Linked DNA regions of Homo sapiens: region 1 is linked to region 2. The links are chromatin loops, found by intact Hi-C in ENCODE. Cell type or tissue: OCI-LY7. All regions are shown on one strand. Each heading gives the region's core, and the rest is flanking DNA. Links, peaks and the distances in the headings are about the cores only.

The links. Peaks named below come from ENCODE experiments on the same cell type or tissue, not always from the same donor. Only the 100,000 strongest peaks of a DNase experiment are listed, where the experiment ranks them.
Region 1: it touches region 2 in a loop (2.7-fold over the local background); 2 of 110 quality-filtered maps call a loop at or near these places.

What each region holds. Positions count from the first base shown.
Region 1 is chr7:3,075,733-3,091,378 of GRCh38, forward strand. No RefSeq gene overlaps it. Among named protein-coding and RNA genes, the nearest start is that of CARD11, 40 kb to the left of the region's middle. In OCI-LY7, for the core only: a CTCF peak has its summit at 7,357; DNase peaks (open chromatin) are centred at 6,949 and 7,309.
Region 2 is chr7:2,885,661-2,901,306 of GRCh38, forward strand. No RefSeq gene overlaps it. Among named protein-coding and RNA genes, the nearest start is that of GNA12, 49 kb to the left of the region's middle. RefSeq lists silencers at 1,552-1,611, 15,074-15,323 and an enhancer at 11,213-11,714. In OCI-LY7, for the core only: CTCF peaks have their summits at 11,540 (motif pointing left) and 11,743; DNase peaks (open chromatin) are centred at 7,131, 8,031, 8,581, 9,091 and 2 weaker places; H3K4me3 peaks cover 2,338 bases; H3K27ac peaks cover 3,898 bases.

The DNA of each region.
Region 1 (15,646 bases), core at 5,122-10,121, 190 kb after region 2:
AATTGTGCAATTAAAATGCTTACTTTTATATTATCTGAATTTCACCTCAATAAAAAAAAAAGTTCCTCCCATCCTTGATCTCACACTGGATCTTGGGGTCTTCATCTGGGAAAATTAAGGTGTTGGACTAGAAACGGGGATTGCAAACTCTTACTCTATAGACCACATTTGGCCAGCAGATATTTAATTGGGCCTTAACAGTGTTTTTTAACACATTCTAAATCTGAATTCCTTTTTTTGACGGTCAGTTTCCAAAGATGAGCCTCCCAGCCCAATGAGCTATCCCTCCTGGTATCCATGCAATGGGGTGGCCACCTCCAACACTGAATCCAGGCTGGCCTTTTGACCAACAGAATGCAGCAGGAGTGACACTACATAATTCCAAAGCTGGACCTTAAGGTATCTGCAGCTTCTGCCTTTATCTCATGGGATGCTCCCTCTCTGAACCCAGAAACCATGCTGTGAGCAAGCCCTCGCTGCATGGGGAACCACATGGAGAAGCCCCCACAGAGCAGTCCATGCCAACTGCCAGCCATGTCAGTGAGCAATCTTGGACGTTACAGCCCAGCTGAGCCTCTGAATGATACAGCCCTAGCTGATATGTATTCATAGAGAGAGCAGAAGAACCACCCAGCTAAGCCCAGGCAACACACAGAATCATAAGAAATAATACAATGATTATTGTTTAAGCCACGAAGTTTGGGGGTGGTTTCTCACACAGCAACAGATGACAGGAACAGCTTTGACTGCTTCTTTGGCTTGTCACAGTCCTCATCTTATCTCCTACACCTGCCCACTTCATACATCTGAGCTACCTGCCTGGCCCCTGCAGGCAGCTGGCTCTGCAGCCCCAGATGTGATGATGATCTCTAGGTTCCCATCCAGGTTTGCCAAGTGCATATTCTCCATGTTCCAATCTGAGCACATTGAGCATTCATGGCCAAGATCTTTCAGTGGGTGGATAAGACTGAATTCTCCAAAGACATAGGACCAACATGACATACATATGTATGTGTGTGTGTGTGTATATATATATCTATACGTATATGTAGGTATATGCACGTGTGTGATGTATTATGTGAGAGAGACAGAGTGAAAGAGAGTGAGATTTATTTTAGGAAATGGCTTATGCAATTGTGGAGCCCAGTAAGTCCAAAGTCTGCAGGGAAGACCAGCAAGCTTGAGGCCCAGGGAAGAGGTAATGTTGCATCAATAGCCTGGACAGTTTGAAGAGAGTCTGCAGGCAGAATTCCCTTTTCCTTGGGGAATGTCAGTCTTTTGTTTCTCTCTCTCCTTTTTTTTTTTTTTAGTCAGAATCTCGCTCTGTCACCCAGGCTGGAATTCAGTGGCATGATCTCGGCTCACTGCAACCTCCACCTCTCAGGTTCTAGCGATTCTTGTGCCTCAGCCTCCCCAGTAGCTGGGACCACAGGCATGTGCCACCAAGCCCGGCTAATTTTTAGTAGAGATGGGGTTTCACCATGTTGGCCAGGCTGGACTCAAACTCCTGGCCTCAAGTGATCTGCCTGCCTCGGCCTCCCAATATGCTGGGATTACAGGCATGAGCCACCACGTTCGACCTCTTTTTTCTGTTAAAACCTTCAGGTGGTAGGATGAGCCTCCACCCACATTATGGAGTGGGGTGGTAATCTGCTTGACTCAAAGTCTACTGACTTAAATATTCATCTCATCTAAAAATTCTCTTTACAGCCACAGCTAGGCTGCTGTTTACCATATATCTGGGTACCATGGCCTGGCCCAGCTGACACATAAAATTAACCACGCTGGGGGGTAATGAACCAACTCACTGACTCCCATTTGGCTTGCAGATTCCCAAATTAAACTTCTCCCCGGGGTCCTGTGGATCCCTTCTGCATTTCCGGGTGTACCTGACCCCACTTTAGCATGCTTTGGCCCCCAGTGGGCCTGCACCTCACCTCTCCCTCGGGCTCCTGGAGATGATGGCCTGGAAGGCACAGGTGGCTGGAGTACTTGAGGGCTGATGTTCCCCAGAGGGACACTTGGCCAATGAGTGAAGAGGTTGGGGGCGGGAGGGCAACTTGGAGCCCTAATTCTCCCTCCAGTGCTCCCTCTCCATGGGCCCAGGCTGAAGCCACAGTCCACAGAGCCTTCCCGGACCTCACAGCCTTGCCGGGCTCCACCCCTTCCCTGCCAGCTCCCCGCTCTCCCTCACTCCCTCCCCAGTTTCTCCTGGGGTGCCCCAATCCTCATGTCAGATCCGTGTCTGCAGAACACAACACAGGACAGACCATCACGTGAAGAGAGGAAAAACATTCATTAAGGAAAAAAATCATTGAGCATTGTCTTCTGTGCCAAGCATGATCTCTAGACATGGGAGACAGGGCAGTGAACCAAGCTGACAAAATTCCCTGAACTCCTGAAGCTGACATCCTTCCATTCGGATGGGACTCCAAAGTTTTTCCAAGCGAGGAGTAGAGTATATACGTCTATGCTGAGAGCGCTGGCCTTACTCTGTTATTGTCAGTCCGGCCTTATCCCTACAAGGACTTGGTGAGAAGGCAACCCTCTGCTTCAACTTGATTTGTGCGTTTTGTGTCTCCCCGTCACCATTTCAGTTTCTTGCTCTTACAAATAAAGGAATAAAGTGCACATTACACGCAGCCACCAGTGCCATGCAGGTCTCACTCTTTATGCAGCATAACCAAGCCCTGAAGGCTGTCTGTGCTCCCCGTGCTGCTAGTGAGGGTGGATTCGAGGCTGCCAGCACGTCCAGACCACCGGCATGTCCAGACCCCCCTTATCTCCTCATGCCTTCTTCCTGCAGCCTCACCCCAATCCTACTGAAGCAAGATCAAAGCACAAATAACTCCCAATGTGGGCCTTACTGTTCCTTCCCATGATCAGAGGTCATGCGTGACCCAGAGCGACACGCAGTGTGATCACTGACATCATAGACACATGTAGAGATGCGTTGGTGTTTGGTGACGAATATGGAAATTCAATAAAAGGCAAGTTAATTAAAACAGAACAAGCTGTGGCCTGGGGCAGGGAAATGTAACTGCTGATTGTGTGACGGAGAGTTCAGCTACAAGGGGAGTGGGACGTTTTCTCTCTTTCTTCCTGTGTTTCTTTGGAGTCTGTTTGGAAAAGGCAGATTCTGAGTTTGAGGGGTAGGGAGTGAAGGTTCCAGGCTGGGATGCACGTGCGTGGTGCACATGTGTGTGGCTGCTCCCTGTGTGGGTTCCAGATGAAGAAGCACTCACAGCCCATCAGCTCCTTGACAACCAGGAGGACAAACCTGGTTTGTCCTTGCTTAGAATCCCAGTGCAGACGCGGTGCCTGGCACTGACTAAGAGTATTTCTTACTCATGCCAATAGTGATGTTTTGAAACAAAACACCCTGGTATGGGTTGAATTGCGTCTCGCCCCTTCCCAGTTCGTATGTTGACATCTTAACCCCCAGGACCTCAGAATATGACTACATTTTGATATAGGGTCTTTTCTGAGGTAATTAAGGTGAAGTGAGATCATTAGGTTGGGTTCTAACCCAATAGGACTGGTGCCCTTATAAAAAGAGAAGATCAGGCCGGGCATGGTGGCTCACACCTGTAATCCCCACACTTTGGGAGGCCGAAGTGGGCAGATCACTTGAGGTCAGGAGTTTGAGACCAGCCTGGGCAATATGGTGAAAACTCATCTCTACTAAAAATAAAAAAATTGGCGAGCCTGTAATCCCAGCCACTTGGGAGGCTGAGGCAGGAGAAGCACTCAAATCCAGGAGGCAGAGGTTGCAGTGAGCCGAGATTGCACCACTGCACTCCAGCCTGGGTGACAGTGTGACTGTCAAACAAACAAACAAAAAAACAAGAAGAAGAAGAAGAGAAGGGAAGATCAGGCCGGTCACAGTGGCTTATGCCTGTAATTCCAGCACTTTGGGAGGCTGAGGAGAAAGGATTGCTTGAGGCCAGGAGTTCGAGACCAGCCTAGGTAACGTGGTGAGACTTCTCTAATAAAAATAAAATAAATCAGCCAGGCATGCTACCATGTGCCTGTAGTCCCAGCTACTCAGGAGGCCGAGGCTGGAGGATAGCTTGAGCTCGAGAGGTGGAGGCTGCAGTGAGCCATGATCATGCCACTACACTCCAGTCTGGGCAATAGTACATGACTCAAAAAATTAAAAAAAAAAAAAAAAAAAGGAGATCAGGACACAGACACACACAGGGGGACAGCCATGTGAGGACACAGGGAGAAGATGGCCTCTACAAGCCAAGGAGAGAGGGCTCAGGAGAAAGCAGCCCTGCAGACACCTTGATCTTGCACTTCCAGCCTCCAGAATTGTGAGAAAATGAATTTCTATCGTTTAAGCTGCCCGGTCTGTGGTATGTTGTTTTGGTGGCTCTAGCAAATGAATATATACCCCAACCATTTATCATTGCTCAGGGGTCTATGGGTGGGAGGGGTGGCTCTGCTGAACCGGGCTGAGCTCACCTATGCCAGAGCTTGGGTGGCCGTTGGCAGGTCCTTGATGGGCTATGATCCACATGGCCTCCCATGCTCCAGCAGAGAGCCCGGGCTTGTTGTCATGGCAACGGCACGGTTGCAAGACAGAGGGTTCTAGTGCACAGACTTCCTGAGACTTAGACTCCCAATGGGGATGTCATAACTTCTGCTGCCTCCTATTGACCAAAGCAAATCACATGATCAGCTTAGATTCAAGAGGATGGAAACAGACCCCATCCCTTGGTGGGAGTTGCTACACAGTCAGAAAGCAAATGGTTTAGAAGGCCTGGATTTAGAAAGGGGGCTAGAGAAACAGGGTTAAGTTTGCCATCAGTCTAGAGGATTACTGAGCATTTCCTTTTGAATGTAAGAATCTGAACTTAAAATGTTTGAGTAATCTGGCTAAAATGTTTGAGTAATCTGGGCCGAGAGTGGTGGCTCACGCCTGTAATCCCAGCACTTTGGGAGGCTGAGGCAGGCAGGTCACGAGGTCAAGAGATCGAGACCATCCTGGCCAACATGGTGAAATGCCATCTCTACTAAAAATACAAAATTAGCTGGGCGTGGTGGTGCACACCTGTAGTCCCAGCTGTTCGGGAGGCTGAGGCAGGAGAATCACTTGAACCCGGGAGACAGAGGTTGCAGTGAGCCAAGATCATGCCACTGTACTCCGGCCTGGTGACAGAGTGAGACTCCATCTCAAAAAAAAAAAAAAAACCAGCTTGAGTAATCTGGAAGCCAATTATCCACACTAAAAAATTATCCACATTAATCGGGAAGCCAATTATCCACATTAAAAACATTAATGGCAATTTGCTTGGCAAAGGCAGACTCTGAGTTTGAGGGGTAGGGAGTGAAGGTTCTAGGCTGGGATGCGCGTGTGTGGTGCACATGTGTGTGGCTGGTCCTGGTGTGGGTTCCAGATGAAGAAGCACTCCAGCCCATGAGCTCCTTGACAACCAGGAGGACAAACCTGGTTTGTCCTTGCTTAGAATCCCAGTGCAGACATGGTGCCTGGCACTGACTAAGAGTATTTCTTACTTATGCCAACGGTGATATTTTGAAACAAAACACCCTGGTATGGGTGGAATTGTGTCTCACCCCTTCCCAGTTCATATGTTGACATCTTAACCCCCAGGACCTCAGAATGTGACTACATTTCGATATAGGGTCTTTACAGAGGTAATTAAGGTGAAGTGAGGTCATTAGTTTGGGTCCTAACCAAATAGGACTGGTGTCCTTATAAGAAGAGAAGATCAGGCTGGGTGTGGTGGCTCACACCTGTAATCCAAATACTTTGGGAGGCCGAAGTGGGCGGATCACTTGAGGTCAGGAGTTTGAGACCAGCCTGAGCAATACGGTGAAACCCCGTCTCTCCTGGAAATACAAAAATAAGCTGGGCATGGTGGTGCACACCTGTAGTCACAGCTGTTCAGGAGGCTGAGGCAGGAGAATCACTTGAACCCGGGAGGCGGAGGTTGCAGTGAGCCAAAATCGTGCCACTGCACTCCAGCCTGGCGACAGAGTGAGACTCCACCTCAAAAAAAAAAAAAATTTTTTTTTTGAGTAATTTGGAAGCCAATTATCCACACTAAAAAATTATCCACATTAATCAGGAAGCCAATTATCCACATTAAAAACATTACAAATTCTCGCTGGAGCCCAAAAGTTTGAGGCTGCAGTGAGCTGTGATTGCACTCTAGCCTGGGTGCCAGAGCAAGACCCTGTCCCCAAAATAGTAAATAAATAAGTAAATAAGTAAATAAATAAAATGATTCTTGGCTTTACAGAAGGATTCACCATAGGATCACCCAGTTACAGAAGCATCCCAGTGTGTCTAAGGGATCACTGGCAGGGTATTCACTCCTGGCTGGGATCGAGGAGATTGGAAGTACTTACGAAGGACAGAAATGCTTAGAAACAGAGTTAGGAGGCCCTGCCAAGCAGCCATCAATCAGAGAGGAAGATATGCCTCCCTGAAATTAAGTCCAAAGGAAAACCCAGAACTGACCCACATTCTCAGTGACAGGGTTTTTAAGGTTTATGGTGTATCCCAGGAAATCTATACATGTTAAATAACAGAGGTGGGATAAGCCCTGGTTTGAGGCCAATAAGAAAAGCTCTATCTCGGCTGCAAGAGTCAAGATTTCAGGCCAGTCACTGTGGCTCACACCTGTAATCCCAGCACTTTGGGAGGCAGAGGTGGGAGGATCGCTTAAGCCCAGGAGTTCAAGACCAGCCTGGACAACATAGTGAGATCCTATCTCTACGAAAATATTTTAAAAATGAGCCCGGTGTGGTGGCACATTTGACCTGTAGTCAAAGCTACCTGGGAGGCTTAAGCAAGAGGATCACTTGAGCCTAGGAGTTCAGGGCTGCAGTGAGCTACGATTGCACCACTGCACTCCAGCCTGAGCAACGAAGCGAGACTCTGTCTCTAAAAAATAAAAAGATTTCAGGCTGCAGCTGAAATGCCACTTCCTCCCAAAGCCCCTGTCTGGGTCTTCAGCCAAAAGCAAGTGGCCATGCTCTGGTTTCTCAGACTCCTGAACTCCTCTCCAAAGTAGTGCTTCTCACACAGGGCCAGTGCACGTGCCCCTGTGCGCTTTGCCGTTTGCGGATTGCAAACCGCATGAGGGCAGGAAGTTACTGGGATCATTTTCCCAGCAAGTGGGAAGCCCACCATAGACATCTGTCCATTGACCTCCCCGTGCCCCCTTCCTTCTAAATCCCTTTGCTTTCTGACTTGGTAGCATCTCCTACCACGAGGTGGGGTCTGTTTCCCACCTCTTGAATCTAAGCTGATCATGTGATTTGCTTCAGCCAATAGGAGACAGCGGAAGTTATGACAACCCCATTGGGAGTCTAAGTCTCAAGAAGGCTGTGCACTAGAGCCCTCTGTCTTGCAACCCTGCCATTGCCATGACAACAAGGGGGAAGCGCTCCATTTGCTTTTGGGGAAGAAACTGAGAATAACCGCGTTGAGCAAAGTACAACATCCCTCCTCGGCAGCCCCATTCCTTTAGGAAAGCCTTGGAAAGAAGCAGAGATTTATTTACAAGGAAATAAAAAGGTTTGCATTTATAATGGGCTAGGTACCATTTAAGTGGGTGCTGTCCTCAGCCTGCCTGCCAGGGATGTGGGAGAGGCAGATGGTGAAACTGTGATTGGCTCTGGAAGCTAAAACTAATACAACACTCCCTGCCCACCCCACCAGCTGAGGTGCGGCACCAAGGAACTCACTCTGGGGGGATGTCCTAAACCAAACCCTGGTTTGGTTTATAGCTTGTTTGAACTCGACTTTGTCCAGCCAAATGTTTCTCAACAGCTCTGAAATATGTGAGCACATTCCTTGAATGCTGGTAATTTAGTCCCAATTGCTACTTGCTGGTGGAACACAGCAACTGAAAATAAACAAGATTCATACTTATTTTCAAGCACGTTGCAATATGAGCAAAATTAACTTTGGTAAACAAGACCCTCCTGAAAAAAGATCGAGTTGGTAGAAACTGCTCTGTACCCTGAAAACTAATTCTGAGGCTGAAAAGACCCAGTAATCAAAGGCAAGAATAGCAATTTTCAGGATGGTAATATAGCGGGCAGATCGGAGCCGGGCCAGGGAGCGCGCCACTCTCTCAGGAGTACAATACAATACGATGCAATTAATTTTCCTCCACCATCTTTCATGTAGAAGTTTAACAAAATGCTCTGCAGCTAATTACCAACTTCCTATGCAAATATAAGCAGAGTGTGTAGTTTGCAATTCATCAAATGGATACAGTGAGAAGACACCCTAGAAGACACAGAGATGGGGAGATGGCCCAAGGAGAGTGTTGATGGCACCATTAACCAGGAGCTGTTGGTCTCCTGGAGGGGGCAATGTAGGAACCAGTGGGGGTCTGGGTATCACCAGGAAGCTGAGCACAGACAGGCCAGGATGCCCTGGTGAGAATGAAGAATCAGACATCTCATGGACACAAAGAAGGAGTCAGAAGCAAGGAAGAGATGCCAGTCCTGATAGGGGGTGTGTGAGATGCTGAGCTGGTTCTGGAGGGGGTCGATTGAAATTCTGATGTGGACAAGATGCCACCAAGGTCTGTGGTGACAGCAGATGGAATAGGCATGCATGTCTGGATGAACATGGAGGTGAATGGGTGTGGGTGTCCCGGGATAGGGGGCCTGCAGTGGGACAGTGCAGAGACGGGGGACAATGATGGGCCCTAGAGAGTCCCTGGAGGTGGTAGTATGGAAGCGGGGGCAGAGAAGTGCTGGGTAGAGAAGGGCAGTGTCCCTGGCAAAAGCTCCACCCTTGGACCTGGGCCTACGGACCTGAATGAGGACAGGTATTTCTGTTTTCACACTCGAAAAGTTGTCTTTTGGCCCACCACGCTGCCCATCCTGTGCCCATAAAAACCCCAGACCCTAGCGAGCGCAGACACAAGTAGCTGGACATTAAGAGGAGCAGAATAGCACACCAACAGACACCAGCAGACGCTGGCAGCCAGTGACAGCAGAACTACGCTGACGCCAAGGGGAATTTGGCCGGGGGTGGCTGCAGGAGAGTCCGGCTGCTGGGTGGCCTGACTCCAGGAAAAGACCACCTTCCCACTCCATTCCCCTTCTTTTTCCCTATCCATCTTGCTAGGAGCCACCTCCACCACTCAATAAAACCTTGCATCCAGCCGGGTGTGGTGGCTCACGTCTGTAATCCCAGCACTTTGGGAGGCTGAGGTGGGTGGATCATGAGGTCAGGAGTTCAAGATCAGCCTGGCCAAGATGGTGAAATCCCCGTCTCTACTAAAAATACAAAAATTAGCCGGGCATGGTGGTGGGCGCCTGTAATCCCAGCTACTTGGGAGGTTGAGGCAGAGAACTGCTTGAACCCAGGAGGCGGAGGTTGCAGTGAGCCGAGATCATGCCACTGTACTCCAGCCTGGGCAACAGAGCGAGACTCCATCTCAAAACAAAAACAACAACAACAGCAAAAAACCTTGCACCCATTCTCCAAGCCCATGTGTGGTCTGATTTTTCTGGTACTCTAAGGCAAGAACCTGGGATACAGAAAGTAGCGCTCTGTCCTTGCGATAAGGCAGAGGGTCTAATTGAGCTGATGACCACAAGCTGCCTGCAGACAGCAAAGCTGAAAGAGTGTACTGTAACACACGCCCACTGGGGCTTCGGGAGCTGTAACCCCTCAACACTAGATGCTGCTGTGGGGTCAGAGCCCCAAAACGCTCCCCACGAACTGCCTGTCTGTATGCTCCCCCAGGGGTTTGGGCAGCGGGGCACCAAAGAATCGAGCCGTACTCCTGTCACAATGCCCTGAGAGGGGGATAAGGGAGGTTCTCCTGTTTCAGTGTCATCAGTGACCCTGTCCCATCCAACACCCCTTCATGTTCCTGACATCAGAGGAAGACACAATCCCGGAGTTGGAGAAGAGGACCAAGACTGAACTGGGAATTTTAGGTGACAATATTCTAATGACATGTCAGGGGTGACACTGGTGGGATCCTGAGGTCACCAAGTGATAGATGGGAGCGGTGACCAGAGCTTTACAGCCTACAAAGGACTCTTAGTGGTCAGGAGGCAGGCAGGTATGAAGGCCCCTTGTCCCTTGTCTCATCTCCAGGCCGACAAAATCAGGGCTCAGAATAGAAGACTCATTGGGAAAAACATGTACAAGGCTGATTCAGGAATTCAGGTCCCTGATTTTAAATCCAGGGTTCTTAGGATGAAAACAACTTCCAGCTTAAACCTGATAAATTGCTCTGAAATGAACCCAATGAAAGCAAAAATAGAAATTAATATACGAAAACCCGAGTGTGTTCAGAATGCTAAGCATTCTGGAAATAATAGAGGAAATCAGTCAAATCAGTTGTTGGCATCTTATAGATCAAAAAGGAAAAAAAAAAAAAAAAACAAGAAAGAAACAAACCCAAACAGAAACCCAATGAATGAAGTGATATTTTCCCTCCGCGTCAGCTGTTTTGGTGTTTTTGTTTGTTTGTTTTTTTCAGAGCCCATTGTCAGGAGAGCATAGTTCTGACTAATGTAGGTTTAGCCCATTTTTGTTTCAGAAATTGTAAAGAGGATCTCAGAGATTCACGGATGGAGGCCTAGGGGTACTGCCTACTTACCTGCAAACCAGCAAAGAGATGATACAGGCTCCTACCTCAACACTTCAAAGTCCTTCTTCTTTGAAATAGCTGAAAGATGGAGCCAAAAGCACGTGAGAGTCAAGGTCAGACTTAGCTAATCTCCCGCAGGTAATGCCTTTCACCTTCATAAAGAGAAGAATTACAACACTGTCTTCCCGCATGTCCTCAGCTGATGGCCAGAGAAGAGGAAGATAATATTTACTATTTTGTCCTTACAAAATGCACACAGATGCCGACCGTATATTTGAAAAGCAGGGGCTTAATATTTTGAGATGAGGTGTGGGACCGGGAAAATGTGGACGATCTCACCTTATTCATTTATCTAAATTTGACAGTGGAACCTTCTTCCACAGAACTCAATGTCACACCCGCAGAATGCCGGGGCGTGAAACAAGGCCACTGTTAACACGAGGAAGAATTACTTACGATGTATTAACAAGACAAAAAAGTCAGGAGAAGTGGAAGAAAATGATGAGACTATCAGCATTAGTTCCTCGCTGGCTGAGTTTAGTCTGAAATGACAGCTTTGCCCGCAGGCTACAAAGCAAGCATTCAGAGAGATTCAGGAGTGGTCTTGCTTTCAAATTTTGCTGAGCTGAAGAGTGTCATTTTTCATTTTCGTGTCTTAGAAGCCCATGTCCACACCTTCTCATGGTAGCCTTGCCTGCCTCTCTCCCTGAGAAATGTCTAGGCTTCTTAGATTGCAGCGGCAAATCAAGGTGGGCTCCTCTTACCTGGGGGAGAAAGCCTAGACTCCAACCCCAGTGGAAGCAACCACCGTGCCATCAGGGTGCCACTGAACAGGGCTGCTGGCTGCAGGAGACGTGGGTTCTCTCTTTTCACCTTGAGGAAGAGCTGCCCAGCCCCACACCTTCCCCTGTGGAATTCTCTCGGGTGATGCTGTCATTGTCCTACCCTGGCAGACCCTCCTTGGAACAGGTGTGTGCTTTCAGCCACCGAGTTTTGCCAGAAGCTCAGGAAATCTGTATCTTCACTTGCTGGCATTGACGGATGATCCTATCGGTAGGGGGAAAATGCTATGGTCATGCACTGATGATGTGGTAGGAAAGAATTTACTGCATAAACATCTACTTTCTGAGAAGGGCTGGGAACAGAAGGCCACAGGGGGTGAGAGGGGTTTCTTCTCCCTGTCAGCCGGCTCTTAGTTTGACCTGCCATTCAGGGCTTGGACACAAAAGACAAAACAAGACAAAACAAAACAAAAACACTCAGAGCTCCGGAGGTCTTTGTCTCATGTCCATGGCCATGCCCGGAGCCAGGAATAGGAGCAAGCTGGTCATTCTGACCCCAGACCCTGACATGGGGTAAGCTTCCTTCAGAGGGCTGGTGAAAGCTTTGTCTTGGTGTGGCAGGAACTAAGAATGCAAAAAAGAAGGAGAGTGAGGCCAGATGTGGTGGCTCACGTGGGTAATCCCAGCACTTTGGGAAGCTGAGGCAGGTGGATCATGAGGTCAGGAGTTCAAGACCAGCATGACCAAGATGGTGAAACCCCCATCTCTACTAAAAAAAAAAAAAAAAAAAAAAAAAATACAAAATTAGCCGAGCGTGGTGGCAGGTGCCTGTAATCCCAGCTACTCAGGAGGCTGAAGCAGGAGAATCCCTTGAACCTGGGAGGAAAAGGTTGCAGTGAGCCGAGATCGAGCCATTGCACTTCAGCCTGGGCGACAGAGTGAGACTCTGTCTCAAAAAAAAAAAAAAAAAAAAAAAGGAGACTGAGTGATTGCCGTTGGTGCAATGGAACCACCAGAGGTTTCTGGCAGAGACAGCCAAAGACCTGGTGTGTCCTCCCCTGGGGCTCCTCAGGCCCTGGCTCTACAGAAAGACCAGCATCAAGCATGCCTTTGCCCTAGGTGGAGGCTTTAGAAAGCAGGGTGGTTGCTAAGGGCAGATGCCAAGCACTAATACCTGCTGTCCTGCCTTCTTAATAGACCTTCACCCTCAAACCCTTTCATTTTTACAAGACTCCTGCCTGCCGCAGTTCCCATGTTGGGGAGCCAGTACTCACGGGAGACATTGTTTTAATCTTATTTTTAATTTTTGTGGGTACATAGTTGTTGTATATATTTATGAGGTACATGAGATGTTGTGATCCAGGCATGCAATTCATAATAATCACATTAGGGTAAATGGGGTCTCCATCCCCTCAAACACTTCTCCTTTGTGTTACAAACAACCAATTTTAGTGTTTTGATTACTTTTTTTTTCTTTTTTTGGAGACAGAGTCTCCCTCTGTTGCTCAGGCTGGAGTGCAGTGGCATGATCTCGGCTCACTGCAACCTCCGCCTCCCAGGTTCAAGCGATTCTCCTGCCTCAGCCTCCTGAGTAGCTGGGATTATGGGCACCTGTCACCATGCCCGGCTAACTTTTCTATATTTAGTAGAGATGGGTTTTTGCTATGTTGGCCAGGCTGGTCTTGAACTCCTGACCTCAGGTGATCCACCTACCTCTGCCTCCCAAAGTACAGGGATTACAGGCATGAGCCACCGTGCCCGGCCTCTTTTGGTTACTTTTAAATGTACGAATTATTTTTGACTACAGTCACCCTGTTGTGCCAGCAAATACTAGGTCTTATTCATTCTTTCTAATTATTTTTTTGTGCCCATTAGCCCTCCTCACTCCCCCTCACGCCCCCTCCCACTCCCTTTCCCAGCCTTTGGTAACCATCCTTCTACTTCTCTATCTCCACAAGTTCCATTGTTTTAAATTTCAGCTCCCCAGTGGGCGGCTTTCAAGAAGACCACTAACTGAGTAGAGTTCAAGCTGGGGCAAGTCACTTGACCTCAATTTACCCATCTGTACAATTGGAGTGACAGAGCCTACCTCGCAGGGTGGCTGCAAATGTCAGAAGACACCGCACGCTGGAGCTCAGCGCCCATGCACAGGGACAGGTGAGGGGTGCCGACAGTGTCAGCGAAGGGTCTGGGGACCAGCAGGAAGCAGGAATGATGGGATGTGGTGGGAAGGGAATGATTCTGCTGAAAGTGGGGAGGCACCAGAGGGTACCTCGTTAGCAGCTTGACCGGGATCATGGCCAGCTCCAATTGGTCTACACGAATGGTACTCTGAGGGTCATTTGTCATGCAAGTAACCCCTGCCCTCCCACCTTCTGGCTTTTAATATATTAGCCCGGGAAATGCCCGGCAGGAACGCAAACCGCTGGAAAAGATCTCTGGGTTGCATTCCAGGCAGACGGCAGTGGTACCCACTCCCCGTCTCCACCAGGAGACCCCTCTGGAGGGAGGTGGCCGGGTCAGGCTCAGCTTGGGGCAGCGCATTCTTTCTCGGTCCACTAGGGGGACATTTACTAAATCCCCACAACCTGCAAATTCCATCCTTGCTGGGACAAATGGCTCCCTCGTGTCTCTCAAGACCCACTGCTGTTTGTTAACCTGCTGGACAGCCAATCTCTTATAGCTTTCAGGGGACAGGAACATATCAAGTTCTTTCCTTTTTTATTTTTTTAAACAGTGAATGTGAATGTACTGCAGATTTCCCGTGAAATGCTCCATCGTGGGAGTTACTAACTGATGAGTGCATTCATTCGTTCCTTCATTCATGCGTAGGGTACCTACTATGGGCCAGGCCTGTGCAAGGCTCTTGAAGGACAACTGGGAAGAAAAATCAGACATGGCCCTATTCTTATGGCACTTACGATTCAGTGGGAAGCTAGACAATAACCAAATAATTGCATAAACAAATGTAAAAAATCATCAATTTAGGCCGGGTGCTGTGGCTCACGCCTACGATCCCAGTGCTTTGGGAGGCTGAGGTGGGTGGATCACTTGAGCTCAGGAGTTTGAGACCAGCCTGGGCAACATGGCAAAACCCTGTCTCTTAAAAAAAAAAAAAATTATCCAGGCGTAGTGGTGTGGACCTGTAGTCCCAGAGTCTCAGGAGTCTGGGGTGGGAGGATCCCTTGAGCCCAAGAGGTTGAGGCTGCAGTGAACTATGATGGTGCCATTGCACTTCAGCCTGGGAAACAGAGCAAGAACTTGTTTAAAAAAAAAAAAAACAAAAAACAAAACAAAACCTCACAAATGTATTTATCTTTTGAGACAGGGTCTCACTCAGTTGCCCAGGCTGCAGTACAGTGACTTGATCAGAGCTTATTGCAGCTTCTAACTCCTGGACCAAGTGATGCTCCCATTTCAGCCTTTTGAATAGCTGGGACCACAGGTGTGTGCCACTAAAAGATTGTTTTCTGTAGAGAAGGGGTCTCCCTGTGTCCCGGCTGGTCTTGGACTCAAGGGATCCTCCCACCTCAGCCTCCTAAAGTACGGGGATTACAGATGTAAGCCACCACACCCAGCCACAAATTTCTACAAAGAAGAGTTACACAGTGTTCTCACAGTCTACAGTAGGAGGGTTGGACTCGCTCAAAAGGAGGGGAGCTTCTCTGAGGAAGTGGCCCAAAAGATGAGAGAGAGTCAATTAGGTTTTTAAAAAAAAAAAAAAAAAAAAGCCATCCAGGCTGGGGAATGAGCATTTGCAAAGGCCCTGTGGCAGGGGGCTCATGGCAAGCAGGAGGTCAGAGTGGAAAGGGAGGGGCGCAGGGCAAGAAGAGATGTGGAGGGGGCAAGGGCCAGGCTTGGAGGGTCAAGTTAAGACACTTTAGTCTTTATCCTAAGAGTAATGGGAACCCCTGAAGGATGTAAAGGGAGTAACTTGGTCAAATTTGTGTTTTAGAAAGACCAGCTGGGGCATGCCTGGTGGCTCATGCCTGTAATCCCAGCACTTTGGGAAGCTGAGTCAGGAGAATCACTTGAGGCCATGAGTTCGAGAACAGTCTGGGCAAAACAGTGAGACCCCAGCTCTACAAAAAATAATTAGCCAGGCGTGAAGGTACACACCTGTAGTCCCAGCTACTCAGGAGGCTGAGGTGGGAGAATTGCTTGAACCCGGGAGTTCAAGGCTTCAGTGAGCTACAATCCTGCCCCTGCACTCCAGCCTGGGCGACAAGAGAGAAACCCTATCTTAAAAAAATA
Region 2 (15,646 bases), core at 7,076-12,075:
CAGTGGTTCAATCTCTGCTCACTGCAACCTCCAACTTCTGGGCTGGAGCGATTCTCCTGCCTCAGCCTCCCGAGTGGCTGGAATTACAGGTGCACACCACCACGCCTAATTTTTGTATTTTTAGTAGAGATGGGGTCTCACCATGTTGCCCAGGCTGGTCTGGAACTCCTGACCTCAGGTGATCCACCTGCCTTGGCCTCCCAAAGTGCTGGGATTACAGGCGTGAGCCACCGTGCCTGGCTGTATCTTCTTCTTTTAAAATAATTCAAACATACAGAACACTGCAGAGTAGCAGAATGAACCTGCCAGGTACCTGCCTTCTAGCCCTATCTGGTCCCAATATGCAGGTATTTTCTTGGTATCTTGTGAAGAAACAGACCATGATAGATGTTACTGAAGCCCCACTCCCAACTTGCTCCAACCCAGCCCTCTCCCCTTCTCTGTCTCCTGAAGAAGAGCCACCTTCTCAGTTGATTATCCATTTTTCCATTGCAGGAATTTATACTGTTATTGCATATGTACATAACCATAAATAATATATGCAGTATTGTTTTTCAATTTCATAGATCTGTGCCCATTTTATAGTTGGAAACCCTGCGGCCCAGGGGACTGAGCCACTTGCTCACGTGCACATGGTTGTGAGTGGTGGAGCTGGGCTCAGACCCTGGGATCCTCCCTCCGGAGTCCCTCTCACGGGGGAATTCAGTGACCGTGGGTGGGGGTGCCCTGGAGATACATTTCTTCTCCACAAAGGCTGCCCTGGCTCAGGGATAAAGACACGTGGATTTATTGGAATGGCTTTTAGGGCCTGGGGACCTGCTGGGTGGTGCCAGGTCTCAGGGGCTCCGGGTCACATGGGGCGGGAGGGAAGAATGTGCAAGGGGCCTGCCCCTTGACTCCATGTTCTTTTGCAGAAAGGAAATCAATACCTTCCTGCTCCAGCAGGCTGGGGCACGAAGCTGTGGCCTGTGAGGTGACTGGAGCTGGGAGGCACCTTCTCTGCAGAGCAGGGAAAGGCTTAATCCTGGGAGACTTATGTCACCAAGGATGGCAGAACTCTGGGTGAGGGGAAGGGGGTCCTGGTCACCCCTCCTTGTTGCGCTGGCTGAAAAGTGGGGTAGTGGGCCTGAGAGGGAGGGTCTGCCAGGGGCCTGGGTTTGCCCATCTGGCTTTGGGCCTGTCTGGGGGGATGTGAAGAGGGTGGGGTGCAGCTGGGGGACATCTGGCAGTCATAGCCTGCAGGGAACAAGGCCACCAGGGGGGCCAGGGTGGAGAGGACAGTCGGGGTGGGGTCTCTGTGCATGTGCGTGGGACCACAGTGAGGGTCCGGTACCCACGTGTGCCCCACCATGGACCTGACACCCCCCCACCCCACCGTGCACAGACATGTGTGTGCACACATGTGTGTACACCTCTCCACATACACACACACACACACACACACACACACACACGGAGCCAAACACACACGTGCACACACAGAGCGCAGTGGAGTCCTTCCCACAGCTAGGGGGTGCTAGAAGTCTTCCCAGCAGAAATTCATTGGCTGAAACCGACGGACACACACTCACACAGAGGAAAAAAAAGGAAGAAGGAAAAAGAAAAGAAAATCCCTCGAAAAATATAGCCGTTGATGGTAATTCAAGTCGACAACACCCGTAAATCCTGGAGGCTGATAACAACAATAGAATATGAACGGAGCGGTGCCAGATTAACCGAGATATTTGATGCTTTGCCACCCAGATCAATAAGCCGCACTGAGATTTTTCCCGACATTCGGACCCCGAGCTGGTCCCTGCTGTAGGTTTGTGGGTGTCGTGTTCACCTCCGTCCCAACTCATTCTTCTTTTTTTTTTTTTTTTGAGACAGAGTCTCACTCTGTCACCCAGGCTGGAGTGCAGTGGCACCATCTTGGCTCACTGCAACCTCCATCTCCTGGGTTCAAGTGATTCTCGTGTCTCAGCCTCCCGAGTAGCTGGGACTGCACGCACGCACCACCACGCCCAGATAATTATAGGCACACGCCCTGGGCCCAGCTGATCTTTGTATTTTTAGTAGAGACAGGGTTTCACCATGTTGGCTAGGCTGGTCTCAAACTCCTGACCGCAAGTGATTTGCCCACCTCAGCCTCCCAAGGCCGAGGGATTACAGGTGTGAGCCACTGCGCCCGGCCTCCAACCCCCTCTTCCAACTTCTCTGTGCAGCATTAGGAGCTGCCTAGGGGTGGGGGGTGAGAAATCACATTTCTGACGGCGATGCCCCTGGGTCTTAGCTGGCTGTTCTGTTCTTCAACGGTGACCCAAATTGCAGCAGGGAATTGGGCCTGCCAAGGTCTCTTTCTGCTGGGCCAGGAGCCCCACTGGGATCCCAGCCATGGCTGGGCTGCTGCCACCTCCCCTGCTTGGGTTCTGCTGCTCAGCCCCAGGAGGGACAACTGCAGCAAAGGGACCCCACCCTGTACCCCCAACCCTTGTGCATGGGGAGCCCGGACCAGCAGCAGCTGCCTTCAGATGGCTCCTGTTTGCAGTGTAGCTTCCCTCATTCTCATTCACCGCCAATGGCAAATGTGCGTGTCTGTGTAGTTGGTAATTTTATGCTGTCGGGGTCTCCAAGGACAGGGAAAGATGGGCTTTTTAATTTTAACTTTTAACAATTATTTTAGGCCAGGTGCAGTGGCTCATGCCTGTAATCATTGCACTTTGGGAGGCTGAGGCAGGTGGATCACCTGGGGTCAGGAGTTCCAGACCAGCCTGGCCTAAATAGAGAAACCCCGTCTCGACTAAAAATCAAAAAATTAGCTGGGCGTGATGATGCACACCTATAATCCCAGCTACTTGGGAGGCTGAGACAGAAGAATCGCTTAAACCTGCAAGGTGGAGGCTGCAGTGAGCCGAGATTGCACCATTGCACTCCAGCCTGGGCGACAGAAAGACTCGTCTGAAAAAAAAATTTTAGGTTCAGGGCACACACGTCCAGGTTTGTGACTTGGGTATATTGTGTAATGCTGAGGTTTGGGCTCCTACTGAACCCATCACCCAAATAGTGAACCCAATTGTAGGTAGTTTTTCAACCCTTCCCCCACTCGCTTCCTCCCACCTTTGGAATCACAGTGTCTATTGTTTCCATCTTTTTTTTTTTTTTTATTTTTTTTGAGATGGAGTCTCGCTCTGTCGTCCAGGCTGGAGTGCAGTGGCGCCATCTCGGCTCACTGCAACCTCCGCCTTCTGGGTTCATGCCATTCTCCTGCCTCAGCCTCCCGAGTAGCTGGGACTACAGGCGCCCTCCACCATGCCCGGCTAATTTTTTGTATTTTTAGTAGAGACAGGGTTTCACCATGTTAGCCAGGATGGTTTGAATCTCCTGACCTTGTGATCCTCCCGCCTCAGCCTCCCAAAGTGCTGGGATTACAGTATTGTTTCCATCTTTACGTCTGTGTGTACCCACTGTTTAGCTCCCACGTATAAGTGAGAACATGAAGTATTTGCTTTTTTGTTTTTGCATTAATTCACTTAGGATAATGACCTCCAGCTGCATCCATGTTGCTGCAAAGGACACGATATCATTTGTTTTGATGGCTGCATAGTATTCCATGGTGTATATGCACCACATTTTCTTTATCCAGTCCACTATTGATGGATGCTTAGTTTGACTCCATGTCTTAGCTATTGTGAATAGTGCTGCAATAAACATACCACTGCAGGTGTTTTTTTCGATTGAACGATTTATTTTCCCTTGGGTAGACACCCAGTAGTGGGACTGCTATATTGAATTGTAGATCTATTATTATTATTATTATTTTGTGTGTGTGTATTTTTAGTAGAGACGGGGTTTTGCCATGTTGACCAGGCTGATCTCGAACTCCTGACCTCAGGTGAACCACCGGCCTCGGCCTCCCAAAGTGCTGGGATTACAGGCGTGAACCACCGCACCTGGCCAATCTATTTTTGGTTCCTTGAGAAATCCCCAAACTGTTTTCCACAGGGGCTGAATTAATTTACATTCCCCTGGCAGTGTGTAAGCGTTCCTTCTTCTCTGCAGCCTTGCCCGCATCTGTATTTTGACTTTTTAGTAATGGCCATTCTGACTAGTGTGAGATGCTCTCTCATGGCAGTTTTGATTTGCATTTTTCTGACGATTCGTGACGTTGAGCGTTTTCTCATGTTTTTTCGCTGCTTGTACGTTTTCTTTGGAGAAGTGTCTGTTCATTTCCTTTGCTCACTTTTTAATGGAGTTTTTTTTTTTTTTTTCAAGAGAGTCTTGCTCTGTCGCCCAGGCTGGAGTGCAGTGGTGCACTCTTGGCTCACTGCAACCTCCACCTTCTGGGTTCAAATGATTCTCCTGCCTCAGCTTCCCAGGTAGCTGGGATTACAGGCGCCCGCCACCACGCCTGGCTAATTTTTAGTAGAGATAGGGTTTTGCTGTGTTGGCTGGGCTGGTCTTGAACTCCTCCTGGTCTGAAGCAATCTGCCCACCTCGGCCTCCCAAGTGCTGGGATTACAGGCGTGAGCCACCGCACCTGGCCTTGTTGTTTTTTCTTGTTGATTTAAGTTCCTTATAGATCCTGGATGTTAGTCCTTTGTCGGATGCATAGCTTGCAAATACTTTCTCCAGATGGGCTCGTTTTGGAGGTGACTTCTGGGCCAGACCTCCCAGGCTCTAGTTTTGTTTCAGGGTCTGTGTTCCTCACTGCTTTGAGCTCTGGAGCAGCCTGTATCTGGCCATTCTCAAGGTCAGGGCTGCCTGTGAGATGGCTGGAGGGGACGCTGCCATGGAGCCCTCAGCCTTTTGTCCAGAGCATGTCCATGGTGGGCCCCGGCTGCTCAGGGCTTTTCCCCACACCAGACCTTGGTCCTGTTGTCTATGGTGGAGGCAGGGCTGGGCTTTCTGGCCTTACTGTCTGCCTATCCAGGACCCTGTCTCTGCAACATTCCTTGATCAAGCACTTCCTACACGCTCCAGGCTCTGTGGATGCAGGAGATTCAGGAGCGGGTTCTGACGGAGAGGGGAGCAGCTAAGCCAACCTTGCCGGCAGACACCAGTGATGAGGTGGACGGAGCGGCCGGCGGTGGTCAGCACTGAGACCCAGGAGGAGAAGAACAACGCTTCACGCCTGGACATAGGTTTGCAGTTTTGAGAACACATCCATTCTTTCAACAACACTTATTAGGCACCAACTGGGTACCAGGCATGTGCATAGCAGTGCCTAGGAAGACAGGGTCCCTGCTCTTTGACATTTAAATTCTGGTAGGAGTTCCCTGTGGCTGCTATAAGGAATCACTGAAAACCAGGTGGCTTAAAACAACAGAAGTGTACTCCCTCACAGTTTCGGAGCCAGGAGTCCGAGGTCAAGGTGTCTGCAGGACCTCCTTCCCTAAAAAGGCTCTGTGGAGGGTCCTTCCTGCCTCTTCCAGTCTCTGGCGGCTCCTGGAGTTGCTTGGCCCATGGCTGCGTCATTCTAGCCTCTACCTCCCTCTTCAGCCTTCTGGCCTTCTCTGTGTCTCTGTATCCAAATCTCCCTCCTCTTTTTTTTTTTTCTTTTTGAGACAGGGTCTTGCTCTATTGCCCAGGTTGGAGTGCAGTGGTGTGATAACAGCTCACTGAAGCCTCCAGCTCCTGGGCTTAAGTGATCCTCCTCCCTCAGCCTCCCGAGTAGCTGGGACCACAGGTGTGCACCACCATGCCCAGCTAATTTTTGTATTTTTTTGTAGAGATGGGGTCCTGCTATGTTGCCCAGGCTGGTCTTGAACTCCTGGCCTCAAGTTATCCTCCTGCTTCGGCCTCCCAAAGTGTTGGGATTACAGGGGTGAGCCACCGTGCCCCGCCTCCCTCCTCTTTACGTGGACACCATCACTGGATTTGGGGACACACCCTAATCCCGTATGACATCTTAACCTGATTACATTGGTAAAGACCCTATTTCCGGATAAGGCTACAGTCACGGCCACTGCAGACTTGGGCACATCTTTCACGGGGAGGTAGTCCGGTCAGTCCAAGAAAACCATGCAGCAGCTGAGAAGGGAGAAAATGCGGAGGCCGAGGCGGGCCTGAGCCCCATACCAGGGGAGGGGGGGAGGGAAGCGGGAGGGGGCAGCAGAGGGAACACCGCCACTAAGGCCTTGCACAGAAAGAGTTTTGGGGACCAACAGGGGGCCAGTGTGGCTGAATATAGCCAGTAGGAGGAAGAAGGTTCTGGAAGGGGCCAGGCCATGTAAGCACGGCAGATTGTTCTCATTTAATTCCAGCAGCAGGGGATCAGGTGCTATGGCTCTCACCTGTTATCCCAGCACTTTGGGACGCTCAGGTGGGAGGGTTGCCCTGGCTTAGGAGTTCAAGACCAGCCTGGGCAACATAGCGAGACCTCCTCTCTACTAAAAAATAAAATATAAAAAAATAAATAATAGTAATTCCAGGCTGGGCGTGGTGGCTCACGCCTGTAATCCCAGCACTGTGGGAGGCTGAGGTGCATAGATCACTTGAGGTCAGGAGTTCGAGACCTGCCTGGCCAACATGGTGAATGAAACCCTGTCTCTACTAAAAAAAAAATATACAAAAATTAGCCGGGCGTGGTGGTGCAAGCCTGTAATCCCAGCTACTCGGGAGGCTGAGGCACGGGAATCGCTTGAACTTGGGAGGTGGAGGTGTAGTGAGCCGAGATGACGCCAATGCGCTCCAACCTGGGTGACAGAGCAAGACTCCATCTCAAAAAAAAAAATAAAAAAAAAAAATTAGCAATTCTGGTAGCTTCCAATGGGAAGGTCTCAATCATCACAGTGACACTCCAATTTGTGTTCCAGAAAGATCCCTCCATCAGGGCGCTCTTCATTCGAATCCATGGATAGAGAATTCAGGGAGTCTGTGAATGTTGAATGGAAAAAAAAAATGACATCTTTATTTTCCCTACCCCCTAATGGAAAGTGAGCATTTCCTTGCCTTATGAATGAATGGAAGAAAAAAAAAAACAAAACTGCAGAGGCATGATGCAGCGCCTGGGACACGTTCATCAGTAGAAACACGGGGGTCTTCCCATCCCACTGCAGCTGCCGCAGGTAGCGTGAAACACCAAGCATGCTTGTCACAACTCCAGAATAACGACAGCTGTTGGCCCCACTGCCAGAGCTTGTTATTCAATCCTGTGATTTAATACATTCACTCACCACACACACAAAAAAGCATGCAAATTACCGGATTACCCATTTGCTCTTTAAATATTTTGATAAGAAAGTTGGCTTCCTTTGCGATCCTGTGTGTTTTATTTCATGCATTTGAAAATGTTATTTTGAGAAGGGAGTCTCTGGGCTTTCAGAGGCTCAGGGGAGTTCATGGTTCAGATGGAGCAGAGGGTGGGGCTGGAGAGAAGCAGGGGATTTGAGGTGTCTGTTGGGGTTCAGCTGGGAACCGGGGATGAGGCTTGGGCTTTAAGCCTGAGTGACTGGTGGGTGGGGATGCCATTGGTGGAGGGGGAAGAGGAACAGGTTTCCTCTTTCCAGGGAGAAAGTGTTGGGTTTATTTTTAAAAATTATTTATTTTTTTGAAATGGAGTCTCCCTCTGTAGCCCGGGCTGGAGTGCAGTGGCACGATCTCGGCTCACTGCAATCTCTGCCTTCTGGGTTCAAGTGATTCTTCTGCCTCAGCCTCCCAGAGTAGCTGGGATTACAGGCGCCTGCCACCATGCCCGGCTGATTTTTTTTTTTTTTGTATTTTTAGTAGAGATGGGGTTTCACCACGTTGGCCAAGCTAGTCTCAAACTCCTGACCTCAGGTGGTCCGCCTGTCTTGGCCTCCCAAAGTGCTGGGATTACAGATGTGAGTCACCGTACCCGGCGGTTTGTTTGGATTTGGACACTGAATTTGGGGAAATCCAAGCAGAGATGCCAAGAGGACCTGGCTCTACTAGGCTGGCCATTTAACAGCTGGGCTGGAGGTGCCTATGTGGGGGTCCCCTTGCATGTGGGGGGGTCCCCTTGCACGGGCTCACTGGGTCCTCACAGTGACTTCCTGTGGCTCGTCACCCAGCCTTTCTAGTGTGACGTTACCTCCCTGGGCTTACAGAAAGCTGTCAGAGAGCTCAGATGTGGCCATTTCCAACCCTGGGGCTCCACGTCATCCCACAATATGGGCATCTCCCAGCCAACAGACACCCTAGGACTCCTCACTGTGAAATCACATGGGATGGCACATCTGGGGGCCCGGCTACTCCATCACCAAGACCCCAGGCCAGGCGTGGTGGCTCATACCTGTCATCTCAGCACTTTGGTAGGCTGAGGTGGAGGATTGCTTGAGCCCAGGAGTTTGAGACCAGCTTGGGCAACATAATGAGACCCTATTTCTTAAAAAAAAAAAAAAGAAAGAAAATTAGCTAGGTGTGGTGGTGCGTGTGTGTGGTCCCAGCTACTCTGGAGGCTGAGGCAGGAGATTGAGCTCAGGAGGTCGAGGCTGCAGTGAGCTGTGATCATACCACTGCACTCCAGCCTGCGTAACAGAGCAAGAACTTCTCTCAAAAAGAAAAAGAAAAAGGAAAAAGAAAAAAACAAGACACCTAATGTCCACCTGGGCCTTGGCTGGTAACAGCCAAGCAGCTAGTGGTCTAAAAGCCTGTGTGTGTGTGTTTCTTTCTGTTTCTCTTTTTCTCTCTGTTCTGTTTCCCCTCTTCCTGTTTCTGTCTCTCCCTCCCTCCTTCCCTGCCTCCTTCTCCTTCTCTCTCCCTTCCTTGGTCCTTCCTCTCTGTGTCTCCTTCTTCATCCCTTCCTCCGTCCCTCCTCCTCTTCCTCTTCTGTCTCTCTGTCTCCCTGTCTCGCACACACACAGAAGCAAATGCAATTTCACAGCCTCATACCTGCGTTCGTATCCCACCCATCATACAAGCTAGGAGGGGCACACAGCGTCGGTCAAAACAACATCAGAACTGAATGTGACATGTAATAAGGAAGAAAGACAATCCTGTATCAGAGACTCATTTCCAGTCACCCCAAGCCGCGTGGAAACTTTCAATACAATTTTTAGCCAAGCACCTGGGGTTTCAAAGCAGACTGTGCTGAGAGGAGAGGGTGTGAGCCTTTGGCCCCCTGTTCACAAACAGCTAATTTTAGTAGCCAAACAAACCAGAAAGCCCCCAATCCTTTCTCCTCTCTCTCCTCCACGCCCCCGCCTCACCCACCTGCTTCCCGGCGCAGCTGCAGCTCCTGCCCACAGCGTGAGCCCCAGCTTCCTGCCAAGGGCCCCGGCTGTCTTGCCTTGGGGCTGCCAGGGAAGGACGATACCGAGGAGTTCAGGGACCCAGGTTGGGGTGCTCCTGTGCAGAGGACCTTGTTGGCACCAGGGGCCTTGTTGACCCCAGGGGCAGTGCAGGAAGTGGGCCATGCTGGGGACCCTCAGTCAGGACCAACCTCTCCATATCTGGGTCTGCAGGGAGGAGGGGCCAGGGCTCTGAGCTGAGCCCCCACATATGTACCAGTATTGGTGGCCCACCCTTCTCATTCTTTTTTTTTTTTTAAATTTTAATTTTAGTTTTTTTTTTAATTAAAAACTTTTTTTTTTTTTTTTTTTTGAGAGAGAGTCTCACTTCATCACCCAGGCTGGAGTACAGTGGCGAGATCTGGACTCACCGCAACCTCTGCCTCCCGGGTTCAAGCAAGTCTCCTGCCTTAGCTTCCTGAGTAGCTGGGACTACAGGCACACACCACCACGCCCAGCTAATTTTTTGTATTTTTAGTAGAGATGGGGTTTCACTATGTTGGCCAGGCTGGTCTCAAACTCCCAACCTCAGGTATCTTCCCGCCTCCACCTCCCAGAGTGCTGGGATTACAGGCGTGAGCCACTGCGTCCGGCCCCCACCCCTCTCATTTTTCAGCACTGCCTCCTGAGCACCTGGGAACTCCAGTCTTCCTGAATTTTGTCTGACCTTGACCTCTGTCCTTGGACCTGATGCACACCTCAGTGAAGCTTGTACCAAGTAAGCCCTGAGGCGGCCGTGAGAAGCCCTCGAAAGTTCCCCTGTTCATTATTATAGTTACTTTTAGAGACAGGGTCTCACTCTGTGGCTCAGGCTGGATTGTACCATCACGGATTACTGTAGCCTTCAACTCCCGTGCTCAAGTGATCCTCCCACCTCAGCCTCCTGAGTAGCAAGGACTACAGTGTGTGTCACCACGCTGGCCAATTAAACTTTTTTTTGCAAAGACAAGGTCTCACTATGTTTCCCCGGCTGATCTTGAACACCTGGCTTCAAGTGATCCTCCCACCTCGGCCTCCCAAAGTGCTGGGATGAGAGGTGTGAGCCACTGTGCCCAGCTGGAGGTTTCTGTCTTCAGATCTCAGCTCTGTTCCCAGATGTGAGACCCCCCTGAGCCTCAGTTTCCCCATCTGTAAAGTAGGAATGATGGTCACCAGGGGAGCAGGTCTGTGCTGGGTTTGTAAACACCAGGTGTAAATGGGCAGGTGCATGGTAGGTACCCTTGTCTGCTGGAGGGGACCGTTCTCTTTGCCTAGTTTGGAGGTCACCTTCAAGGTTAGAAGACCCAGAGGCCTCAAGCAAAAGGAGCTGCAAGCCCCACTCCGCTCGCCCAAAGCGGGCACTCAGAGGCATGTGTGCGGCAGTGACGGTAATGGGATGTGATGGGAGATCAATGGGAACACAGGCAGCTGCCTGGGTAGGGCTGTGGCTATCCCAGCCCTGGGGTTGCTGCTCTAGTTCATCAACAGAGATCTGATAACAAGAGGCCAGGCCAGGTGCCGGGGCAGGAGGGGAGCTGCCGATGGCAAAGGGACTCAGGCCCGTGGGGAGGGGGAGCCCTTTGACCTCTTAGGTGAAGCACTGCTAGACCCAGCTCCCCAGAGGCCCCCCACCGTGAGCTGGCCATGGGCAAAAGAGACGTCTGCTTTCAGTTTCTGATTATTACTATTATTTTTTGTTTTTGAGAGGGAGTTTCGCTCTTGTTACCCAGGCTGGAGTGCAATGGCGCGATCTCGGCTCCCTGCAACCTCTGCCTCCCGGGTTCAAGTGATTCTCCTGCCTCAGCCTCCCTAGTAGCTGGGATTACAGGCGCTCGCCACCACGCCCGGCTAATGTTTGTATTTTTAGTAGAGACGGGGTTTCAGGTTTCACCATGTTGGCCAGGTTGGTCTCAAACTCCTGACCTCAGGTGATCCACCTGCCTCGGCCTCCCAAAGTGCTGGATTACAGGCGTGAGCCACTGCACCCTGCCAGTTATTTTTAACACACAAAAATTCAATGAAATCCGTGGATCGGGAGAAAAGGTAGGTATGACCTGAGGAAGGGTTGCCCAGGGAGCCGTCCACTTGCCCTCTCGGCCCCTCCTCTCTCTCTGAATTGCGTCTCCAACCTGCCAGAATGTCCCTATGAGCCCTCTGGTGTTTTTCTTGAAGTTTATTGTGTTTTCCTCCTCAGCGTACTGGTCGGTGAAGGCCTGGGGGAATGAAATGTGTCTTGAGAAAAGCCTGGGTCACAGAGTAGGGTGGGCCACGTGGGATCTCGGGAGTGGGTGTCCCTGGTGTGCCCCCTACTGGTGACCTCTTCCCTGAGGATGGCCAGTCCCCACAACCCCGCTGAACGCACAGGCCTGGGCAGCCACCTTCCCGCCATGTGACCCTGCCTGGTCCCGCAGTGAGTCGAGCCGGAAGCCTGCTGGTCCAGTCAGATTCCTCCTGCAGCACTGGGCTGGAAGCCATATGGATATGCGGGCTGAGTATAAAAATGGTCACTGGAAGCAGACTCAGAGAGGAGAGAGAGGATCCCGTTGTGCGAAAGGCAGAGATGAGAAGAACCAGGTGTCCCCTGTCTGGGAGAAAGTTGTAGACAGACGTGCTAGGAAAGGTTCCCTGCTGGCCCGGCGCAGTGGCTCATGCCTGTAACCCTAGCACTTTGGGAGGCCGAGGCAGGCGGATTGCCTGAGCTCAGGAGTTCAAGGCCAGCATGGGCAACATGGTGAAACCCCGTCTCTACTAAAATACAAAAAAATTAGCTGGGCGTGGCGGCGTGCACCTGTAGTCTCAGCTACTCAGGAGGCTGAGGTAGGAGAATGGTGTGAACCCGGGAGGTGGAGGTTGCAGTGAGCCGAGATCGCACCATTGTACTCCAGCCTGGGTGACAGAGTGAGACTCTGTCTCCATAAAAAAAAAAAAAAAAAAAAAAGTTCCCTGCTCTCTGGGGAAAAATCCTGATTCATGGCTTTTGCCACCTCCCTGGTATAAACACCTCCATCATGCCAATATCAAGCTGCCCCTGTAAAGTCACTGAATAGGGACTTGGGAAGAGGTATCCACAATCGGCTCTTGCTGGTCTGGGCTGGGTGTGGCCTCGGTTTCTGATAGTTTCACTGTCTTCATGGGGCCTGGAGGCTGTCCACTTTCTGGCCATGAATCTTGTCCGCCCCTCCAAAGGTGTGACCCAAGGGCAGTCTCTCAGAAGTGTCTGAAGCCAAGAAACACAGCCCAGCAACCAAGTAAAGGAACTCGAAGACTTTTGCTTCTTGGCCAGGCATGGTGGCTCATACTGGTAATCCCAGCACTTTGGGAGGCCGAGGCAGGAGGATCATTTGAGGCCAGGAGTTTGAGACCAGCCTGGCAGCATAGTGAGAATCTGTCTGCATAAAATATTTTTTAAACATTTGTCAGGTGTGGTGGCATGTGCCTGTAGTCCCAGCTACTCTGGAGACTGAGGTGCGAGGACTGCTTGAGCCCAGGAGTTGGAGGCTGCAGTGAGCCATGATTATGCCATTGCACTCCAGCCTGGGTGACAGAGTAAGACCCTGTCTCTAAAAAAAAAAAAAAAATAAGGAGAAATCCTAACTGAGGAGGAGGCCCTCCATTTTTGCTTTGGGCACCAGCATGTGAAGATGTGATATCTGGATTGGTGGCAGCTATTTTGTGATAATGAGGCAACCTACCTGACAAAACCAACAGTTTTCTTGAACAATCTGTTCTGGCCAGAAAGAGCCTGCTTCCTGCATGACACCAAGCAATTGAGGCTGAGTTCCAGGTGTCCCTTTTAAGTGGATTATGTCCTCTCCAATTTGCCACAGTCCCCGCCTGTCCCTATTGCATTACTCTGGTCCACTTCACTCATTTACATTCTTGCTGGCACCTGGGCAACTCCAGTGGCAATGTAATAACTTGTTTAATTGCATGCCTATCCCAACAAGCTGTCAGCACCTTGAGAATAGGGACTGGGGCTGATAAATCTCTGGGCTCTTGGACCCATCCCTGTGGTTCCAGGGACATGGCAGGAACTCAGCGACTGTCCAAGGCAGGGCAGGCGCATAGAAGTATCTGCAATGATGGAAATGTTCTCTAATCTGCTCTGCCCCATACCGTAGCCACTAGCCCCATGAGGCTCTTCAACATTTGAAATGTGGCTCATGTGACAGAGGAATTGGATTTTTATTGACTTGTAATTAAAACCCAAATCCCAAATTCCTCGGGGAGGTGGAGTTGAGGTTTGGCGACCCTGCGATTAAACCCCTTTCTCTGCTGCAAGCTGATGCCTTGGTGTATTGGCCTGCTATGTCCAATGGGCAACAAACCCATTAGGGTCACAGAGCCAGGGAGGCAGACGGTGGGGCTTGGAGCGGTAACTGCTCTTCAACTGGTAAGGAAGAATCCAGTATTTTCCCCAATGGATCAGCTCTGCCAAGGCCATGACTAGCTGAATCCATGACTGGTCCCTGACCACTCTTTCCAGGCTTCGAACCTCAGCTTCGCTTTTCCTCTACCCACAGTCTACGAGGACACACTCAGTGAGATCTAACTCATCCTTCAGGCCTCACCTCTGACCCTCCCGCTTTGAGCCCCTGGCGGAATTGATCGTTCCTCTCCTACCCTTTCACCAGAACCCCTTCCCGTGGGGCATGTTCACCCTGAGGATGCCCTGAAATTGGTCGGTGAGTGAATGTTAGAACAAGTGAAGGAAAGTTGGGGGGGGCCCTGCAGGCTGCCCCTCCTGACGGCCTTCCTCCTCCTGCAGCCAGAGGGAAAGGAAAGATTCGCTTTTGTTCATGCTTTTTTCTTTTTTCTTTTTTTTTTGAGATGGAGTCTCGCTTTGTCGCCCAGGCTGGAGTACAGTGGCGCAGTCTCGGCTCACTGCAAGCTCCGCCTCCCGGGTTCACGTCATTCTCCTGCCTCAGCCTCCCAAGTAGCTGGGACTACAGGCGCCCGCCACCACGCCCGGCCAATTTTTTGTATGTTTTAGTAGAGATGGGGTTTCAACGTGTTAGCCAGGAGATTTAGCTAGGATGGTCGCGATCTCCTGACCTCATGATCCGCCCACCTTGGCCTCCCAAAGTGCTGGAATTACGGGCGTGAGCCACCGCGCCCGGCCCACGCGTTTTCTTTTTTTTAAAAACAATGGTGCAAAAGTACATATGACCTAAACTTCACCATTTTAACGATTTTAAAGTGTACAACTCAGTACATTCACAATGCCGTGCAATCAGCATCACTGTCTAGTTCCAAACAGTTTCATCACCCTAAAAAGAGACCCTGCACTTATGAAGCAGTCACTCCCATTCCTCTCTCCCTGACGCCTGGTAACTGCTAATCTTTTTTTTTTTTTGCCTCTAGGGATTTGCCTATTCTGGACATTTCATATAAATGAAATCCTACAATATTTGTCTTTTTGTGGCTGGCTTGTTTCACTGAGCATAGTGTTTTCAAGGTTCATCTAGGTTGCCATGCGTATCAGCATTTCGTTCCCCCCCTTTTTTTTTTTTTTGAGACAGGGTCTTACTCGGTTGCTCAGGCTGGAGTGCAGTGACACAATTAAAGCTCACTGCAGCCTCGAGCTCCCGGGCTCAAGCGATCCTCCTGCCTCAGCATCCCAGGTAGCTGGAACTATAGGTGTGCATCCCCAAACCCAGCTAGATTTTTTTTGTTTTTTATTATTTTTATTTTTTTTGAGACGGAGTCTTGTTCTATCACCCAGGCTGGAGAGCAATGGCACGATCTCGGCTCACTGCAACCTCCGCCTCCTAGGTTCAAGCCATTCTCCTGCCTCAGCCTCCTGAGTAGCTAGGATTACAGGCACATGCCATCACACCGAGCTAATTTTTGTATTTTTAGTGGAGACAGGGTTTCACCATATTGGCCAGGTTGGTTTCAAACTCCTGACCTCAGGTGGTCTGCTTGCCTCAGCCTCCCAAAGTAAGTGCTGGGATTACACGCATGAGCCACCATGCACAGCCTGTTTTTTTTTTTTTTGTTTGTTTGTTTGTTTGAGATGGAGTCTCACTCTGTCGCCCAGGCTGGAGTGCAGTGGCGCAATCTCGACGCACTGCAAGCTCCGCCTCCTGGGTTCACGCCATTCTCCTGCCTCAGCCTCCAGAGTAGCTGGGACTACAGGCGCCCGCCACCACGCCCAGCTAATTTTTTGTATTTTTAGTAGAGATGGGGTTTCACCGTGTTGGCCAGGATGGTCTCGATCTCCTGACCTTGTGATCCACCCACCTCGGCCTCCCAAAGTGCTGGGATTACAGGCATGAGCCACCGTGTCCGGCCCTGTTTCTTATTTTTAGTAAAGATGGGGTCTTGTTATGTTACCCAGGCTGGTCTCGAATGCCTGGGCTCAAGCCATCTCCCATCTTGGCTTCCCAAAGTGTTGGGCTTACAGGCATAAGCCACCATGCCCAGCCTCATTC